2 separate regions of the Homo sapiens genome follow, and region 1 is linked to region 2. Evidence: chromatin loops called from intact Hi-C (ENCODE). Cell type or tissue: heart left ventricle. All regions are shown on one strand. Links, peaks and the distances in the headings refer to the core of each region. The heading gives the core; the rest is flanking DNA. Region 1 overlaps BCORL1 (BCL6 corepressor like 1). Region 2 holds the start of LOC105373335 (a long non-coding RNA gene).

Region 1 (7,155 bases), core at 1-5,000, 87 kb after region 2:
CAGCCACAAGCCAAGGCCGTGGTCCGGAGTTCCCACAGACCCAAGGTGAGTGCTGAGCTAAGGTCCAGGGTGGGGCCGAGATGCCGCTGGTCTACTTCGTGCCATGGATAGCAACCTCCTGTGACCCCTACCCTGTGACACAGTGCTGTTGGGCAGCTGTGTGAACTGAACGGATTGGAAGGCTTTTGTAAAAGTAATAATGACCTGCTGTCCCCTCCCTAGGTCACATTTTCCATATACGGTGTCTCAGCATGGGGAGAGGCTGGCTTGTAGTTTGTAGGATGTGGGAAATGATTCTGTCCCTGGGGTAGGGAAGCCATTGTCCCAGATGAGATCGGAAAGCGGAAGAAGGTATTGGTGAGGGAAATCAATGAATAACAGGCTCTTCCTTGAATAACCATTCTTCCTTTTCCTTTACTGAGAGAACACTGGCCTTGAGAACTTAGGGATGGGGAGAGCAGGGGCCTCTGACGGGGTTGTTCCTTTCACCACTGGTTGGGGGGCCTGCTTAGGATTTGCTGGGAGCCTTGTGGGGTCAGAGCCAATTTGGCTTCTGTGCTAATCAGTTTCCTACCCGCTCGAATGCTTGAGGCAGCAGCTTTGGGTTTTGGCCCACTGGGGATTGGATGGGCAAGGCAGGTTGGGTGTCTGGGTGTTGGTCTTGACAGGCTATGGATGGTGGCAGAGTTCTAGGCAAAAAGGTGGGCCAGGAGCACTTGATGAGAATCCCCTGGTCCCCCAGAAGGGACCAGAGGCTACTGGTGATCCAAGGAGAATCTTGAAACATTTGAGGATAGGGTTTATTAAAAATCTAGAACAACTTGAAGTTCTGTTAGCAAGCTTTCAAGTTGGATGTTCATGTACACTAAGGGACAAAATTTCTGGCTAGAGCACTGTGAATTTGGCTGTGGCACAAGTTTATGGTCTTTTTTGGACCATAGACCATTTTGAAAAGCTGGTGAGAGCTATGGACCCTGTTCCCAGAAATGTGACCTCAGAATTTTGCCAATAATTTTAGGGGGTTCATGGACCTGACCTCTGCCCCATCGCCCAAAGCTCACCCAGGGACTGCAGGTTAAGAACCCCTGGGATAGGTGTTTGGGTGGATTTTAACTCACAAACCTCACAACCACCCTGGTATGTCAGAGACACGTGAAGTAGGAACGTGGGTCATGACGCAGTAGAGCATATAACGTTTGGCAGGTAATTGCCATCTGCGCTCGGTGGTAATAAGAATAATAATTCATGTCGTTAGAGTTGTGTTTTTACATTTGTTATCTAATCGTTACAGTAACCATATGAGGTGAATGCTACACCAATCTACAGGTGAGAAAATAAATGAAACAGAGGCTCAGAGAGGATACATTACCCAGTTACACAGCTACTAACTTGCAGAGCTAGAACTCAGACTCTGGTCTCTGGTTCCAAAGTCCATGTTCTTCTTCAGCTATACCATATTATCTTCCACTCTCTTTTTGTTTTTTTTTTTTTGAGTCAGGGTCTTGCTCTGTCACCCGGGCTGGAGTGCAGTGGCTCGATCACAGCTCATTGCAGCCTTCACCTTCTGGGCTCAAGCAGTCTCCCACTTTAGCCTCCCAAGTAGCTGGGACCACAGGTGTGTACCACTACACCTGGCTAATTATTTTTTGTAGAGACGAGGTCTCACTATGTTGGCTAAGCTGGTCTCGGACTCCTGGGCTGAAGCGATCCTCCTGCTTCAGCCTCCCAAAGTGCTGGGATTACAGGCGTGAGCCACCTCACCTGGCCATCTTCTACTCTCCGCCCATGGAACTGTTTCACTGAATGTTTTGCAAGTTTTTGTTGCATGGCTACTGTATGCCAGTCCTTCCCAGGCAATGGGAATACCTCTTCAGGAGGGTGGTATCATAGATTGATGAGGAGTATGCTCCCTGGAGCCAGACACGGAGCCTGGGTTTGAATTTTGGCCCCACCTCTTCCTAGCTGTGTGCTATTAGTCAAGCTACTTAATCTCTATGGCCTTCAGTTTCTTAATCTATACACAAGACAATAATAGTATCTACTCATAGAGTTGTGAAGATTAAATGAGATGATGATATAAAATGTCCACAATAGGCAAATCCATGGAGACAGAAAGTAGACTAGTGGTTGCCTAGGGTTGGGGAGGATGGAAGAGTTGGGGAGTGACTGTTTAATGGGTATTGGGTTTCCATTCAGGGTGATGAAAAAGTTCTGGAGCTAGATAAGTAGGGATGGTTACATAGCTCTATGACTATACTAAAAACAATTGAATTTTACACTTAAGTGAATTGCATGGTATGTCTTAATAAATTGTATCTCAGTAAAGCTGTCATTTTAAAAAAGATTAAAGAACGTGATATACATAAGTGTGTACAGTAGTATCTGGCACATAGTAGGTGTTCAGTTAGTGTTAGTGGTTGCTGTTATTGTTAGCATTACAAACAAAATAGATGTGGCCCCGCCTCTCATGAAGCTTATGTCTCTCAGATGACTCAGTGACAGGTGGGCACTGCCCTATCCTATATTAGATGAACAGTTCAGTGGGCCCACTATCAAATGCAGAGGGCAGAAATTAAAATGACAAGATCAGGGGCCTGGAAGCAGCTCTTTGCAACTGCCTGTAAGGATTTAGTAAATGTCTATTTTTTGGGAGTGCAAATCACTTCGTTCCTTCTTTTTTTTTACATGCCACCTTCCTGAGAAGGAAACTGTTGATCAGCAAACTAAGATCAGGGGTTTGTTTGAAATAGCCCCTTTCAGGGCTTGGCCAAGAGTGAAAATAGTCTCCTGTTGCCAATACCACCTGCCCAAGGCCTCTCAGGATCCTAAAGGGCCTTCTGCATCACCAGCAAAGAGAGAGAGTTCTGCTTCATTTGGTGCTGGATGTATTTTATTGTCCTCTCATTCCTTGGAAAGCTCTTTGGAAAATATTTCAAAACTGTTAACCAGAATGTTCATCTCTCACGGTCTCCCCATCCTCCCAACTTCATGCATAAGTTGGAGTGTGCGAAATATTTTTATTCCTGACCTCAGGTGATCCGCTGGCCTTGGCTTCCCGAGGTGCTGGGATTACAGGCTTGAGCCACCGCGCCCTGCTAGATGTTCTGTTTTACTTGTTTTTGTCTTCGGAAGTAAAAGTTAATGATCTGCATTTGAAAGAGCCAGCTAAGAATGATATTCAGAAATAAATAGGACATGTTCAAATGTATGTGCATTTGACTTTATTCCCCCTGACTTAAAATAGTTTTTCTCCAGCCGTACCTGAAGGTTAGTTTTTAAGCAGTAGTTCCTCATCTTCCTCTTTCCAACCAATGCTTTCCTCCTCCTAACACTTTGGTTTGTAGGAACTGGCAGCAAGCCAAGGGGGAAACTGAACTTGAATTTTTAGCTCAGGCCTCTGCTGAAAATAAGAAGCAGGAAGAGTTCATGGGATAGGAGGAGTCCTGGAATTTGATGGGTAGTGGTGACTCCCTGTCCCTGGAGAATTAGGAGGCCCCAGCCCCCGAAAATGTTCCATCAGTAAGGTATGTGCCATCCCCTTAGCTGGAGGTACACCACGATAACCTTCTAGCAGGCGAGGCATGGGTCAGCTTAGGGGAAAAACAGCTCAAGCAAGTTTAACCCTTCCTTTCCTCCTCGGACCTGCTTTTATTGTTCCAACGTTTTGCTTATTCTGCACTCCCTGCATACTAGAATACTGGAAATCCCTACATTGCCCTATTTCTTGTTTAGTGGCACAGAGAGACCTCAAAGCTCGTGAGAATACGTGACTGTTAGGCTGAGAGTGTCCTTGCAGTGTGTGAGCACAGCCATTGTGCCTCTTAGATGTGCCAGGCAGTGGGCGTGGGAGAAGCTGAGCTGAAGCAGCCGAGGAAGTGATTCAGGGAAGATAGGTAGCGAGAGCTGATGCCCAGAGGCCCGGGCTGGGGGCCAGGACCCCCGGGTCCTAGTCCCAATTCTGGGTCTTTCTCACTGCAAGCACAAATGTGCTAACTTGCGGGTTGGCCTGGTAAGTGGCAGTCCCTGAGCCAGTGGACACATGGGATTGTGTGTTACCCTGGACAAGTCATTCAACCCTTTGTCTTGGAGCCTCCGTTTTCTTATCTGTTCAGTGGGGATAATATTAGCTTCTCCTCCCAGGGTTGTGGGGAGGATAAAATCCAATAATAGAGATGAGAGCATTTGGAAAGGCTGAAAGTGCTACAGAGTATAAAGTGGCATTATGAATAATGCTTGGGCCTTTTCACTGGGTTTTATAAATATGAGGATATTTGAATTGCTCCTGTGTCATGTTTTTCTTCTTGCCTTAGTTGAATCTATTTTCTGGTATTAATTTACACGTGAAAAGAGACAATTTTTCTTGAGTTGGCCTGTACTGAGAATTATTTTCAGTTGTTGGTGCAATACCATTCACAGTGAAGTTATTTGAACAATGTAGTCTCCCAACTTGCAGAAGAGGCATTTTGTTTAATGCCGGTCTCTCCATTGGTGTTTGGGTACAGAGAGTATGGGGCCTGACTTTGCACCTTTTAAAATGACTTTGGGTGTTTATTCACTGGCTTTTGAACGCAGACTCTGTAGACCTCTTTAAAGTGATGGGATGTGGACGCCTATGGGGATTAGCTGGGGCCCTGGACTCAGTCCAAAAGAGCCCCTGTCACCCACTCTGGAAGGCAGTGCACGGCCCCTTGCCCCTGGTCCCCCACTCTGGGCAGCTCATGCCTCTAGGTCAGAAACGGGACACATGGCTCAACCCCTGGAGAGCTTTCTTAAGAAGCAAAACTGACCTCAGACCTGACCCTCTACCTCTCCACAGTGCCGGAAGCTGCCCAGTGACCCCCAGGAATCCACCAAGAAAAGCCCCAGGGGGGCTTCAGATTCAGGAAAAGAGCACAATGGAGTCAGGGGAAAGCACAAGCACCGGAAGCCGACAAAGCCGGAGTCCCAGTCTCCAGGAAAACGAGCCGACAGCCACGAGGAAGGTAGGCCCCGCGGCCCTGGCCCTCTGGGCTGGGCTGCAGAGGGATCCCCAGGGCACAGTGGTGAGGGCAGAGGGGCTCAGGCGCTGACTCCTTCACTCTGGAAAAGTGAGACTTCTTCACTGTGGAAAGAAGATATGATTGACCCCTCTGAAGTCTAAGGTGAGCGAGCAAGGATCGGGGGCCCCTTCTGCTCCTCCTGGGTGCTAGAATAAGGCTGAAGGAAGTGGTTTTCCGACACAAACACCAGGCCCACAACACAGTAGCCGACCCATTTCCCCGCGATGGGTCTAGGCTCAAAGAAACAAGTTTAAGGAGAATTTAGACAAAAACCACGGAATGGGGGTTCATTACGCTGTCTTCTTTGGGTATACTGGAAAACTGCTATTCTGAAAGGACAAAAATAAATAGCTAGTTAGCTAGGAGAGTTTAGAGAAATCTTAAACGTTTATTATCATTTAGGGACACACAGGATATCTGGGATGACGGGGCTGGTATGTGTCCCTAACCTGTCCGTTTTGCCACTAATAGTTTCTGGGCACCCTTATCAGGGAGAGAATCCCCAGCATTCCTGAGCATAGGAGTCCAGGTTCATGGTCTTGCCCACCTGACGTGACTATGACCTGCCTCTTCTGGTCTGTTCTTTTTTTTTTTGAGACAGAGTCTCACTTTGCTTCCCAGGCTAGAGGGAGTTCAGTGGCACAATATCGGTTCACTGCAGCCTCAACCTCCTGAGCTCAAGTGATCCTCCTACCTCAGCCTCCCGAGTAGCTGGGACCACAGGCATGTGCCATTACACCTGGCTAATGTTTGTAGTTTTGAAGAGATGGGGTTTCACCATGTTTCCCAGGCTGGTCTTGAACTCCTGGGCTCAAGCCATCTCCCTGCCTCAGCCTCCCAAAGTGTTGGGATTACAGGCGTCAGCCACTGCGTCCGGCCTCATCTGTTCTTAGCCGTTTTTTCTCTGTTCACTGGCTCCTTGTTCCTATCTTCCCACCTCACTCAATCCTCCAAGATTCACTGAGGTTGCCCTCCTCTGGGACCTGCTCCAGCTCAGTTAGAACTTTGTTTATTTTCTTTCTTTCTTTCTTTTTTTTTTTTTTTTTTTTTTTTTTTTTGAGATGGAGTCTCACTCTGTCACCCAGGCTGGAGTGCAGTGGCACAATCTTGGCTCACTGCAAACTCTGCATCCCAGGTTCAAGTGATTCTCCTTCCTCAGCCTCCCAAGTATCTGGGACTACAGGTGAGTGCCACCACGCCCGGCGAATTTTTGTATTTTTAGTAGAGTCGGGGTTTCACCATGTTGGCCATGCTGGGCTCGATCTCCTGACCTCAGGTGATCCACCCACCTCGGCCTCCCAAAGTGCTGGGATTACAGGCGTGAGCCACCATGCCCAGCAGAACTTTGTTGAGGTGCAGCAGCCTCAGAGTCCTATGGGCAGTGGGGCCTCCTACTTTCCTACTTTCTGGCACACCATCACATTGATACTGTGCACTGCCTTTTCTGGTATCAGCAAAAGCGACCAAACTCTCAGTTTTTAAAAACCACCTGGAAACACTCATTGTCTACAAGAGACACATATGTGATGGCCACGTAAGGGGAGTGAATAAATGTAACCCAGATTAACCACAGGGTAAACACAAACTCTTTCTCAATCTTTCCCCCGAGCCTCACAGGTGGGCTTTCTGGTCTTTAAGCTTTGATTGTAACATTTCTGCCTTCTGTCCCCAAACCACACATCACTCCAGGTTCCTTGGAAAAGAAAGCAAAGAGCAGTTTCCGTGACTTTATTCCTGTGGTTCTGAGCACCCGCACGCGCAGTCAGTCTGGTGAGTGAGACTAAGGTGATGGCCCCTCTCAGCATCTTCTATGAAAAGAGAGATCGAAATCTGGTTGAGCAGTTTTACCATGGGCCCAGGTGTCGAGTTGGGAATTTGATTCACTGTGCCACAATGCCCAGCTCCTTGCAGAGATAAGAGAGCCCTGGGTGGGGGCAGGGGACAAATAGTCCTCAAATATTGCCCACTGTTTGAGGATTATTTGTTCAACTTTTCAGAGCAGGGATTTGACATCTCTTGTTGGGAGCTGATGGTGGAAAGAGGTAAGGCCTGTGCCACTCGGGAAAGCTGGTTCAACTCCAAGCTTTGGCACCTCGTCATTACTGGGGCTAATCTC
Region 2 (7,674 bases), core at 1,415-6,414:
GGGAGGCCAAGGCGGGTGGATCACAAGGTCAGGAGATCGAGACCATCCTAACACAGTGAAACCCCATCTCTACTAAAAAAAAAAATACAAAAAAAAATTAGCCAGGCATGGTGGCAGGCCCCTGTAGTCCCAGCTACTAGGGAGGCTGAGGCAGGAGAATGGTGTGAACCTGGGAGGCGGAGCTTGCAGTGAGCCGAGATCACGCCACTGCACTCCAGCCTGGGAGACAGAGCGAGACTCCATCTCAAAAAAAAAAAAAAAAAAAAAAAAAAGATGAAACTAAGTGTAACGGCCTGGTAGAGTTCAGGATTCGGGTTCCTTAAAACATCAATCCTGGCCAGGCGCGGTGGCTCACGCCTGTAATCCCAGCACTTTGGGAGGCTGAGGCGGGTGGATCACGAGGTCAGGAGATCAAGACATCCTGGCTAACACGGTGAAACCCCGTCTCTACTAAAAATACAAAAAATTAGCCGGGCGTGGTGGTGGGCACCTGTAGTCCCAGCTACTCGGGAGGCTGAGGCAGGAGAATGGCGTGAACCCAGGAGGCAGAGCTTGCAGTGAGCGGAGATCGTGCCACTGCACTCCAGCCTGGGCGACAGAGCGAGACTCCGTCTCAAAAAACAAAAAAAAAATATCAATCCTAAGAGAGGGAAGGAGGAGACTGAAAGCATAAAGAGGGTAGAAAAGTCATAAAATCCACAGGGATACACAATGGTCTGGATTCTTGCAGTCACAGTGTTACATAGGAAAGCTCACTCTGGGACAACAGCCCTGGAGCTCCTGTAGCTAGATAGGGACAGTGTCACTTGTAATCCCAGCTACTTGGTAGGCAGAGGTTGCAGTGAGCAGAGATCACCCCACTGCACTCCAGCCTGGGCCACAGAGTGAGACTCTGTCTCAAAAAAAAGAAAAACAAAGATGGGCAGTGTCAGGGTGGTTTTTCAGACCCTGAATTGTTGAATAGATGGGGGATCCAGAGCCAACTCAGGCCCCCCTACTCCCAAATGTCATCAAACAGATTGAATTCCTAAGGGCAGATGGGAGCAATGGGACGCCTTGACCTCTCAGTCTCTTCACTTGCAGTCATCATGTGGAACCGTGGCCTGTACCAAAACAGTACCTGATGAAAGCTGCCATTACAGTATACAACTGCACCCCAGGCCTGCCTCATACCAAATCATTCTCCTTCCTTTCCAGGTACGAGTGCTTCCATATCCATTTACCCACCATTGGCAATTTGAAAGGACCATCCAGACCCCCATAGGATCCACATGGAACACCCAGAGGGCTTTCCAAAAGCTGACTACTCCCAAGGTCGTCACCAAGCCAGGCCATATCATTAACCCCATAAAAGCAGAAGACGTGGGCTACCGGTCTTCCTCAAGGTCGGACCTGTCTGTCATACAGAGGAATCCAAAACGAATCACCACACGTCACAAAAAACAGCTGAAGAAATGCTCTGTAGATTGAGTTGCTGGAGGAGTGACAGCCAGGAGCCCTGACTTCACTTCCTTTGGTCCAGTTTTACTCTGATACAGGGTGGATTCCAAAACTGGCTCAGTACATTGCATGTAGTTAAGCCACATTTTAAAAATAAAGGCATTTTTTAATCTATTTACCTGGAGTATATGTTGCATTGTCCCCCAGTGGGATCATTTCGTTCAAGTCAGACACCTTTGGACTCTACAGCATTGCATTTCTCGAGTTGCACTTGTCAGGGCCACCTCCTTTTCTTACCAAGGATTATGTAGTTGGTCCTAAATCGAAATGGAGAAAGTTAACTGTAGTCTGTAACCTTAAATATATCACATCAGATATGATCCACCATTAATAACTGCCAACTTGAAGAGACAGGGTTAATAATGATAAAATATTGTATATTTTAACCTCTGAACCTAGAAAGAGGATGTACAAACTGCAATTGGATTCTGCCCTAGACTGATCCTAAGACCAGGACGGTGCCGAAGCTGGGTTCTGTCCCCACAAGTCTAGCCACAGCCATTTTTTTCACATGTGTGAGCTTCCCAGCTTGTACAGGCTGCTGTCTACAATATCTCATATATAACCTTCTACTTATTTTCTCATAAGAAGACCAGGAGGTTTGACCCTTATTTTGTAGATAAAGGTAGATGTGATTTCAGAAGTAAACCTCTATTGCCTTTCCTTCCTAACTCAGGGCCCACTCCTCACCATTGATTGAAAGTGTAGTTTATTCAAGCATTGCTTTGCTATATGACAGTTCACATGGGCTTCTCAGCTCTGAGGAACTTGGCCTGGCTTTGGATGGCAAGAAATATACGGAAAGAGCCCCTGCAGCTGAGTTTCCTAACAAGGAATTTGGGAAACCCCTCTGATTCCAAAATGACACCACTACTGCACCTTGCCTCCTACCTTGGAGATTCAGTCCTATCCCCAGTATTCTTAGACCACAGTGGGTTCATTTTTGTGTCACAGGCCCCTCTAAAAATATGTTGAACGTTATGAACCGTCTCCAGAAAAATGTGCACACACACACATTTGTATGGCATTTTACATACAGTTTCAGGGGTTTTCAAGACATTTGGAATCCCTGGGCCAAAAGCTGTACCACTCCAAGTTTTCTTTTGCAATCCCCCCAACAGATACGGCCTTCTGAGCACACCACTCTCCAAATCAGTTCCAAAACGTTTAGACCTCAATGGTAGCTAGTCCCAGTTATCTTTATAAGAGAAAATTTTCAGAATAGAGCGTGCATCTAGTGTTACACATTAAACTGAAGTGAAAAGCCAAAGGATAAATTTATATGAATTCCCCAGTGGGGTCCCCTGTGGCCCCCTACTATTGCTCATCCTCTTAAGAAACAACCTGGGACTGGGAAGGTAAGGGAAATGAGTATGTTGAGCAGTGTTCAGTGCCCAAAAGGCATGCTTAAGTATCCATTGGCTTGAGATTATCCACGATCCACTCGCTGGTTGACACTTAAGTCAGTAGCCAGTGGTAGGGGATGCGGGAGCCCTGCCCACTCCTGCCTCCGTTTAAGAGACCACAACATTCTCTTGCACTCTTTTGAGCACAAAGCTGCTACCTCCGTCCCACCCACCCCCCAAATTGAGGCGCCCAATCAAGTGTCCCCGGTAAATGGCCAATCCCCGTCTACTTTCCCCGGACCCTCTTCAGCTCCGTTTGCTCCCCACTACCCAGGAGTGATGCAAGCCACCCCATCCTTCAAAGGAGAAGGCAGGTGCCAGAGCGTGCTATAAACGACGCCCATTCCCAGCCTTCCAAGCCCCCAAACAGATTCGATTGTTGTTTCGTGGGGCTTTTTTTTCTTTTCTTCCTCCGAACCTCCGAAGTGTTCTCCCTTCCCATTGGCCGAAGCTGCCCCTTGACGCCACCCTGGCCTTGCTCGCTGATTGGTCCACTCTGGATGTGCCCAAGCCTTTTTCCCAGGGTGTGGCGCCCCCCCGCCCCCAACAGGGTTCTGACCCCTGGCTCCTCCCTTCCCCCCAAGCCCCCCTCTCTGTTCCGAATGGTTCCGCCCTGGCTCGGCTCCCCCACGGCCCAGGCCGCTGCCCTTAGGGCCCCCGGACGGGGCGGGGCACGCTGGGGACGGGCAGAGGGCGGTGGTGGCGCCTTCCTGCCGAGTCCGAGGCCGCCCCCGCCACCCTTCTCTAATCCTTGTAGGTCCCACTTTCCCCTGGGCAGTTCTCCTCCTGCATCGGTAGCCCCGTCCCGTCTGTGCAGCCCCCACCGTGGTCTTTGGGTCATCTCGAAGAGCTGCGTTAAATCCCTGCCCTCAGCGCTGCACACACGCCCATCCGCCTCCACCCTCGGGTCCCCGCACCACCCCCTTTTCCCGTGTCGGCTCCCCCTTCCCCTCCCGAGACCGCGGAAGCTCCGACCCCCTTCCCTCGCTGACTGTCCATCCCCAGGACCCCCGTCCCTGTGTGTGGCCAGTCCCAGCGGCCTCTCCTTCGCGGCCTCCCTTCGCCTTCGTGGCCAGCGTGGTGGAGCACTCCCGCCCCCCTTTTCTCCGTACCCCCGCGCTCCCTTATGTTGTCCCTTCTTGTCCCTCTCTAAGTCCCTCCCACACTATGCCCCCCCGCGGTACACACACACCCCTCCCCGCGAGGCGTCCCCCGGCGCCCCTCCCCTACCCCCGCTCGTCTATGCCCCTCCCACCCACCCCGTCCTTTTGTCTCCTCTTTGGTCTCTAAGTCCCCCGCCCCTCCCTCGCTCCCGCCCTCACTCCCCCGAGCACGCTCTTATCTTCCCCAGGTCCCAGCGCCCCGCCCCGCGGCCGCGCCCCGCGGCCCCCTCCCTTCCGCGGCCCCGTCTCCGCCCTCCGCGCTCCGCCCTCCCCCCCGCGGCTCCTGCCCGCCAGCCCGGCCGGCCTCCGGTTCCCGGGTCGCTCCTCCTGCGGCAGCCGCCGCTCCCCGACCCACCCTTCCCGGGCCGGCGGCTCGCGTTCCCGCGCGGTCTCCCCACACACGCACTCCCGCCGCCCCGCTCCGCTCGCTCGCTCGCCGAGGCCCTGCAGCGGCCCGGCCCAGCGCAGCGCGCAGCCCGCAGCCCGTCCTCGGGGAGCCTCGGCGCCCCGTGGCCGCAGGCACCTCGCGGACAGGCGGGCTGGCGGCCCGGGAGCGCGAACCCGAGCCGGGCTGGGTGTCCCTCGCCCAGCCTGGCCCTCGGAAGCCTCGCGGGGCGCAGGGGCCCGTCGGAAATGTTTGGGGGACGGGCCGGCCGCGGTTCCTCCCGCAGCCCAGGCCGGGCCGGCGCGTCCCGGGGAGTCGCCGCGACCTTATCTCCGAGGATGACTTGATCCGGAGCCTCCTCCCGGCTCCCGCCCCAAACCTGTGCCACCAACGCGCGAAGCGCAGCTGAGACTCGCGGCTGGCGGGAGGAGGGCGGGGGACTGTCCTGAAAATGCCCAAGCCGTGAGGGATCCTAAGCCGACCGTCAGACCCGGAGAGGCGAGGTCTAGTGACACGTCCCTGCCACCCAGGGAAAGAGGGCGAGCCCACGCCAAGCGCCACGGATCCCTGCCTCTCCGCCCAGGGTTCTCCCCACTACGCATTGCAGAGCCCTTGGATAGACCTCGCCGGACCCAGAGTGAGGGACGTGGCTCAAGTCGACAGAACACCCAGCCACCCACCCACATGCCAATAGACACTTTTAAAAAGTCTGATCGGGTCGGGCTCGGTGGCTCACGCCTGTACTCCCAACACTTTGGGAGGTCGAGGTGGGCGGGTCACGGGAGGTCAGGAGTTCGAGACCACCCTGACCAACATGGCGAAACCCCATCTCTACTAAAAATACAAAAATTAGCCGGGCGTGGTGGTGGGCGCCTGTAGTCCCAGCTACTCGGGAGGCTGAGGCATGAGAATCGCTTGAACCCAGGAGGTGTAGGTTCCAGTGAGCCAAAATCGCGCCACTGCACTCCAGCCTGGGCAACAGAGTGAGACTCTGTCTCAAAAAAAAAAAAAAAAAAAAAGAATAAAAAGTCTTCGATGATGCCCAAGTTGACCGTGTTTCCTCGCCCGAACCTCTTCTCCCAAGCCCTCACTCAGTCTTACCTACTTACCCACCAGACTGGAAGCTCTTTGAAGGGGTTCCTGTTTGTTGCAGTGGCTCACTCAATGGATCCCTTGTGATTGGTGGACAAGTGGATGTATTTGTTAACTGCTCGCCTTTGGGATCTGTGTCATTGTGTGACTTAAGGTTGTAAACTCGGGAGGGCCAGGACCGGGTGGGGATTACTAGCTCGTGCCAGGCACAGCATGATACCCAAAGGGATGGGCCATCAATGCTTTTTGAGACTGATGTAACTAATTATGCAGGAGGCAGATGCCTACCTCTTGGTCCCCAGAACTGCCAGTTCCAGGGCTAAGTCTGAGTGAGGAAGAAACGAAGGAGCTGTCTTAGCTCATCCCTAATGGGAGGCCGACTCGCTGGGACTAGATATGGCTGCAGTCACCACACGAACACACCGGGTGACGTGACTTTCTAGTACTAGGAATACTTTGCAGGGAGCCAGAAACTCGACTTTAACTCCAGTTTGCAACTGGAGCTGGGAGGCAGAAAGTAGCCAGGTTTTTCTCAGTGTGAAGCAAACTGTCCCGTGTAAGGATCAAACCTGTAGTTCTTCATCCATTACCCCAAGGTCGACCTGAAGCCCGATCTGTCAGAAGAGGGAGGCTGCAAACAAACTGGACCTGAGGTCAACAGCACTTACCCCAGGGGCCGGGGGGTGGGGGGTGGACAGTGGAAGCACTCCTTCCTCCCATTTACGGATGCAAGATTCACCCTGTACTTTGCAGCTCATTTGTAACCTGGTCGCTTTAGAGTTGGTCCAGCTCCCTGCCCACCTCACACCTCCACCCCCAGCCAGACGGGTCCTCTCTGTCCTTCCTCAGCCCTACACTGTCTTCGCCCAAGTCAGCCTGCTCTAAATGGACAAGGTCAGTGATCCAAGCAGAAACTGAAATAGTAACAATCGGACAGTGTCAAGAGACTCCGGCAGAGATGCCTCGGAGCGCCCGGCCTCCTCCTCTGCCTTGGCACAGATGTTCTTATTGTCCTGGAAAGAAATACCAAATTCCCTCCCCAAGCGTGAAGCGAGGATACTCTGGGACTTAGCCTCCAAGGACAGAGTCGCCTTCCCAGCCCAGTTCCCCTGCCCCCTAATCAGACTGAGATAGTCACCATCCCTCTTCCCCATCCTAGCCAAGACTTCTCCCCCTCACCAAGGAGATTATGGGGAGTGGGGCTGGAGCTGCATGAGAAGATTGCTAAACTGTTCTACAGTCCTCTTTAGGGACTGTTAGCACATCAAAATACATATTTGGAAAATGCTCACAATTAACACTGGGAGAAAAACAGTAAACACAGTGTCACTTTGCCAGGCTCAACAGTTTTGTTTTGTTTTGTTTAAATGCTAATGGCCTCAAATGGGGAGCAGCATCCATCAGTTAAATAAACAAGCCATTAGACTGAGACTAGAAGTGTCAACACATGACTAATCTACTAATTGGGAGAAGGCATGGTGTAGTGAGGAGCAAGGCAGCAAAGCATGCTGGAGGCTGTGGAGTGGACTTGCTTACACGCAGAAGCACGTGGGGTTGGAGCCAACGAGACCTGAGTTTGAGTCCTGCCTCGATCAGTTGTCAGCTGTGTGGCCTTCAGTGAGTTATTTCATTTTCCTGAGCCGCTGTTTCACATTCTGTGAAATAGGGACATTAATAGTACCTACACCACAGGGTTGTTATAGGAATGAACTGAGATAATACAAGTTCTTGGTGCGATGTAGGAGCCTGCCACATCGTAAGTGTTTGATGTCTGTTGGCTGTTATTGATCATAATAAAATACCTTGTGTACAGTAGACTCAAAAAATAGATAAAAAAATGACTTGTGGTCGCTAGATATTAGCAATAAAATGGTGAACATGGTCTCTAGACCCCCTACCAAAAACAACTGGCAAAGGGGATGCTTTTGGTGGGTTAATTCCAACTTCTTCAGGCCATCCCTTTAACCTGGAATTCACTCCAGCTCTTAAGGATGGACTGTCCTGCCTGAGGGTTGCTGGGCTCTGGGGTCTGCTCTCCTGGCACCTGCCTAAGAGGCCTGGGTTAAGCTAGCCCTCCCAGGTGGGGACCAGCCAGGTACAATGCTGAGCATCCTTCCACAGCCAGCCA

The links. Hi-C counts contacts between places; a loop is a spot of excess contacts. Peaks named below come from ENCODE experiments on the same cell type or tissue, not always from the same donor. Only the 100,000 strongest peaks of a DNase experiment are listed, where the experiment ranks them.
Region 1: it touches region 2 in a loop (8-fold over the local background); 71 of 110 quality-filtered maps call a loop at or near these places.

The regions. Positions count from the first base shown.
Region 1 is chrX:130,016,169-130,023,323 of GRCh38, forward strand. It overlaps BCORL1 (BCL6 corepressor like 1), which reads left to right. Exons shown (of 14, transcript NM_001379451.1): 4 at 1-45; 5 at 4,817-4,982; 6 at 6,729-6,809. LOC124905216 (a long non-coding RNA gene) reads right to left here. Exons shown (of 2, transcript XR_007068333.1): 2 at 6,730-6,847. Among named protein-coding and RNA genes, the nearest start is that of BCORL1, 37 kb to the left of the region's middle. In heart left ventricle, for the core only: no CTCF peak of the experiment used is centred there; no DNase peak of the experiment used is centred there.
Region 2 is chrX:129,928,139-129,935,812 of GRCh38, forward strand. It overlaps UTP14A (UTP14A small subunit processome component), which reads left to right. Exons shown (of 15, transcript NM_006649.4): 15 at 1,198-1,614. The coding sequence ends at 1,470. LOC105373335 (a long non-coding RNA gene) reads right to left here and starts at 5,635. Exons shown (of 3, transcript NR_188631.1): 1 at 5,556-5,635; 2 at 1,620-1,757. RefSeq lists an enhancer at 3,105-3,224 and silencers at 3,465-3,704, 3,775-3,864, 3,945-4,024, 4,035-4,194, 4,225-4,694. In heart left ventricle, for the core only: no CTCF peak of the experiment used is centred there; DNase peaks (open chromatin) are centred at 3,483, 4,203 and 4,753; H3K4me3 peaks cover 2,471 bases; H3K27ac peaks cover 2,003 bases.